Regions from separate parts of the Homo sapiens genome. Here region 1 is linked to region 2. A link is an interaction called in ENCODE POLR2A ChIA-PET data of the cell type or tissue named here. Cell type or tissue: CD4-positive, alpha-beta T cell. All regions are shown on one strand. Region 1 overlaps CTC1 (CST telomere replication complex component 1). Region 2 has its middle 2.0 kb from the start of PER1.

Evidence for each region. ChIA-PET counts read pairs that join two places held together with the same protein. Peaks named below come from ENCODE experiments on the same cell type or tissue, not always from the same donor. Only the 100,000 strongest peaks of a DNase experiment are listed, where the experiment ranks them.
Region 1: POLR2A ChIA-PET joins it to region 2 with 5 read pairs; 23 of 35 experiments call an interaction of 5 or more read pairs at or near these places.

Annotation. Positions count from the first base shown.
Region 1 is chr17:8,242,459-8,244,958 of GRCh38, forward strand. It overlaps CTC1 (CST telomere replication complex component 1), which reads right to left. Exons shown (of 23, transcript NM_025099.6): 2 at 527-690. Among named protein-coding and RNA genes, the nearest start is that of CTC1, 4.3 kb to the right of the region's middle. In CD4-positive, alpha-beta T cell, a CTCF peak has its summit at 1,471; a DNase peak (open chromatin) is centred at 1,553; H3K27ac peaks cover 380 bases.
Region 2 is chr17:8,153,203-8,155,702 of GRCh38, forward strand. No RefSeq gene overlaps it. Among named protein-coding and RNA genes, the nearest start is that of PER1, 2.0 kb to the left of the region's middle. RefSeq lists enhancers at 1,075-1,855, 1,107-1,246. In CD4-positive, alpha-beta T cell, no CTCF peak of the experiment used is centred here; DNase peaks (open chromatin) are centred at 489, 1,149 and 2,479; H3K4me3 peaks cover 1,757 bases; H3K27ac peaks cover 2,500 bases.

The sequences.
Region 1 (2,500 bases), 89 kb after region 2:
ACTTAGCTATGAACCCCTTTTCTTGTGCTTTACTAACGTTGCCTAGAACACTTTTGGAAATGATAGTGTAGAGAGAAAAAAAAAAAAAAAAAAAAATATATATATATATATATATATATATACACATATATATATAAACACACTCTCGGAAGCCCTAAAACTCACATCTTAAACACAATGATCTGCACTTGGTAATGTCAAACAGTTCTCTGTATCTTTGTTTCCCAATACACAAAATAAAGATAACACCAGCCTCTTTCCCCACTTCGAGAGTTCTTTTTCCAAATTTTCTTTCTCTCTTCCCCTCTTCCTCTCTTTTTCTTTAATCTTAAGCCAATTCAGGAGAACTTTAGGAAAAGGAAAGCTTGATAGTGTTAGAAAAGCTCTGCAGAAGGGGTATGTTTAGACTACCTTGTCCTCCGCTCACTCTCTCACTTGCCCTTTTTCTAATTATAGAACCTTACTTTTCAATCCTGAATTCAATACCTGCCCCTGCCCAGCCCCCGCAACCGCCACCTCTCCTTACCTATAGCTGAGGGGCAGTGTAGAACCTTGGTTCCTTCCCTGGGACAACCAGACAGTCTTCACACAATCAATTACCAATGGAGTCAACTGGACATTAGGCTCCTTGACAGCTGGACACAGGGTCTTTTGGATGAAGACCTGAGCATCCTCAAGCCAGGCTTGTTCCTGAGGAAAGTGAATTTAGTTAAAACATCTTGACTATCCGGCCCACCAAGGAAACTTGGGAAGAATAAAGGACTAGAAAAAAATATCCGGGCCGGGTGCGGTGGCTCACGCCTGTAATCCCAACACTTTGGGAGGCTGAGGCAGGCGGATCACTTGAGGTTGGGAGTTCGAGACCAGCCTGACCAACATGGTGAAACCCTGTCTCTACTAAAAACACAAAATTAGCTGGGGGTGGTGGTGCACACCTATAATTCCAGCTACTTGGGAGGCTGAGGCAGGAGAATTGCTTGAACCCAGGAGGCGGAGGTTGTGGTGAGCCAAGATCGAGCCATTGCACTCCAGCCTGGGCAACAAGAGGGAAACTCCGTCTCAAAAAAAAAAAAAAGAAAAGAATATCCAGAGGGCACATGAAATGAAGATCAAAAGTAAAGGAATTTAGAACTTGAAGAAACCTTAAAAGTCTTAGTCCAGCCATACCGTAGACAGCTGGCCATCCAGCTTTGGTCTTGCCCCTTTCTCTAACAAACTTGTACTCATGCCATCTTACATGGAATCTGGTTCTAAAGTCAGTACGTTGAAGACCAAGAATGGACAAAAACATTGTTGAACAATCCTTTAAACCGTTCATAAAGAACAGGACAGGCTGGGTGCAGTGGCTCACGCTTGTAATCCCAGCACTTTGGGAGGCCAAAGAGGGTGGATTGCTTGAGTCCAGGAGTTCAAGTACAGCCTGGACAACATGGCGAAATCATGTCTCTACAAAAATACAAAAAGCCAGGCGTGGTGGCACATGCCTGTGCTTCCAGCTACTCGGGAGGCTGAGATGGGAGGATCACCTGAGCCTGGGGCGGTTGAAACTTCAGTGAACCCAGATGGCGCCACTGCACTCTGGCCTGGGTGACAGAGTGAGACACTGTCTCAAAAAAACCAAAACCAAAAATGAGTAAGACATAGTGCCATACTATGTATAAGTGCCTAATAGTGGACAGTACATAAAAAGGACATAGGCAGAGTATAATTTTTAATCATCTCCTTTTTTTATTCAAAGGTATGCATTTCCCACAAACTAAATATATGCAAGATACAACCTCACTTGATTTGTTTCCTGTTGTCTTTTCAGCTAAGGTGTGGGCTTCCTGAGGAGGATATGGACTATCTTTGTATACCTGACACAGATTCTGGACACACACTTGCCATGATATGTAGATAACTTTAGGGAAAAGGACCAGTTTGGCCTACTCCCAGTGCTAGGCAGCTTTAACACACTTGGCAGTAGGCCCTTTATCCTTCTCCCTTAATGCTACTTCTAAGCCATTACAGCTCCTTCCCTGGTCCTCCAATGCTCATATATTAACATCCTGGTCAATCTTTCACATTCCTCTTTTTTTTTTTTTGGAGACGGAGTCTTGCTTTGTCGCCCAGGCTGGAGTGCAATGGCGCAATCTCGGCTCACCGCAACCTCCGCCTTCCGGGTTCAAGTGATTCTCCTGTCTCAGCCTCCCAAGTAGCTGGGATTACAGGCATCCACCACCACACCCAGCTAATTTTTTATATTTTTAGTAGAGACGAAGTTTCACCATGTTGGCCAAGCTAGTTTCGAACTCCTGAACTCAAGTGATCCGCCCGCCTCAGCCTCCCAAAGTGCCAGGATTACACACGTGAGCCACCACGCCTGGCCTTTCACATTCTTCTAATCTTAAGGAGCTCGAAAAGAGCTAGAAAAGCCAGTCTTCCATGGAATCAACCTAAATGCACATCAACAGTAGACTGGATAAAGAAAATGTGGTACATATACACCATGGAATACTAC
Region 2 (2,500 bases):
AAAGTGGGGGCCAGGAAGCCAGGACTACAGAGGGACCAAGGGGATGGCCCAGAGAAGAGGCCAGCTGGGGCCCTAGACAGAGAAATGTGGGGTGGCAAGGGCTTCATATTTCCACTGCTTGGAAAAGAGAAAGCCAAACTCCAGGGGCCCAGACGGAACGTCATCTGTCTCATTCACTGTAGTCTCCAGAGCCCAGGACAGGACCTGACACATGGCAAGTGATCGATAAACATGATTTTTTTTTTTTTAAACAAGGATAGGTTGGGGAGGTGGGAAAAGAGTGTCAACAGGAGAAAGGGGGCTGGGAATTCTGATTCTCTAAAAGAGATGAGTAGTCCTAGAAAGAGAACAGGGGCACGATTTGCAGGCAATAAAATGTTAGTCTGGGCTCAGGAGAGCTGCAGTTACACAGCCCCCTCCATCCAGGACCGTGATGAGTAGTTCCTCGCAGGGCTCCCTGGAAACGTGGGTAGTAGATGAACAGGCCTCCAAGCAGCTGCTGACATAATCATTGTGGGGGCACTCCCCTCACTGTCACGTGGCCTAAGCTTTCCTGAACAATGAGGGAAGGGTGAAGGGGAGGGCTCTGTGGAAAAGCTGAGACAAGATCGTGTTATAAATTAACCCAGAAAAATCGAAACAGGAAAACAAAAGATTCAGGAGCCTGGAGGCCGGGCGCGGTGGCCTGTAATCCCAGCACTTTGGGAGGCCCAGGCAGGCGGATCACCTGAGGTAGCGAGTTCGAGACCAGCCTGACCAACATGGAGAAACCCCGTCTCTATTAAAAAAAAAAAAAAAGATTCAGGAGCTTGGATTCTCAGTCTCCTCTCCCTGAAAATGATCCTCTCCACCCCAACTCATACTGTGGCTTTGGCCTTATCTCGTTTGCAGATACCTCTTCCCTGGAAACATGGTTTTTCTCCCCCTTCAGGGATTTAGGTGTGATCTCCCCTAACCCAGGCAGTCCTTGATCTCCCGCCTCCATCTCCCTGTCTTTTGCATAGACAAAAGGCTCCAGCCCTCCAGCAGCCCCCGCTTGCTCCCAAGACTCTTGTTGTCCTGCTTCACCGTCCCCACAGTAACCAGGCCCTGCTGCCGTCAATGGAGGCGAGGGGGCGGGAGACAGCAGTGACGTCAAAGCGGAAGAAGGGGGCGGGGCGAAGCTGCCTCGGAATGTGGGGCAGGGAGGCTGGAGAGACTGGAGAGGCAGCGGTTTGGGAGGCGGCCAGCCCGAGAGGGCGGCGGCCAGCGCACTTGGGAACATCATGTTCTCTTGGCTGGTGGCCCAGGACATGCACCCAGCCTGGGCGCCTCCCCCAACAAAACGACAGCCGTCCTGTCCCAAAGCCAGGGATTCCTGGAGAGAGGATTAGTAGGAAGGGGGCCCCCTCCCCACACCTCCCCCCACCACGCCTGGCTCTCTTTTCAGGACTCCCATCTGCCCGCTCCTCAGCTTGTTCCTGCAGCTCTGGCTTTTCCTCTCTCCCAAACTGTACACATCTGCTGGCCTGGTACCAAAGACCCAGGGCGGAGAAGTTGGAGGTCCTGTCTCTGGGAGAGAACACGACGCACCTTTGCTACCTTCCAGAAGCCCCTTCAGAGCCTGAATCTCTTATTATGACAGCGGGCGGGGGGAAAGGGAGAGGGGCGCGGACAGGGAGGAGAAGGGGCCTAGGATGAAAAAATCAAACTGGGACAGAGCAAGTGGCCCAGTCTAGGGCCTGGATCCTGGGAGAGGGCTAGAAGGGAGGAATGAGGGAATTTGGACTGCTGCCTGAAGACCAAAAGAGCCAGGAAGAGAGAAATGGGACGCCATCAAAACTTGCAGAAAAACTTGAGAATATGAGACTAGTTCCCAGCCACAGCATTCACATAAATCTCTCACCATAACCCAGGCATTATGCTAAGCACTTTATATTATCTTATTTCATCCCCAGAACAACCCCGTGAGATAGGTATTATTATCCCCATTCCATGGGGGATAACTAAGGCACGGAAGTTACTAAACTTGTCCAGTGCCTCATAACATGGTCTCAAGCTCTTAACAAATGGAGCCCAGGATTCAAAAATCTGAACTCTAATAATGGCTTGTCATTCTGGTTTCTTACCCTTGAGGAACCTGTGAGGTGTTAACCAACCTGTAAGCTGCATTCCAGCACTGGCAAACCTGGCCTCTCAAATATCCAGCCAATTCTAAGTTTGGTGCCAGGAACACAGACTCCATCCAACCCCTTTCTCTGCCTTAGGCCTGATCCGAAGCCACTGTTTGCACTCCCCACACACTTAACATCATAGCCCGTTTTCCCAGGCTCACAAAGTGCTTGAGATCACCCAAGCAGCCACCAGCCCCAATGATTTCCTACGAAGCCCACTTCCTCACTTTTCTACTTTACCTCAGGCCAACTTTACCAGACGCCTGGCCTGGTTGTTTGTACAGACAGATACCAAAACACCCTGTTGGTGCCTCCCCACCTCTAGGGGCTCAGGAAGACGTGCACAG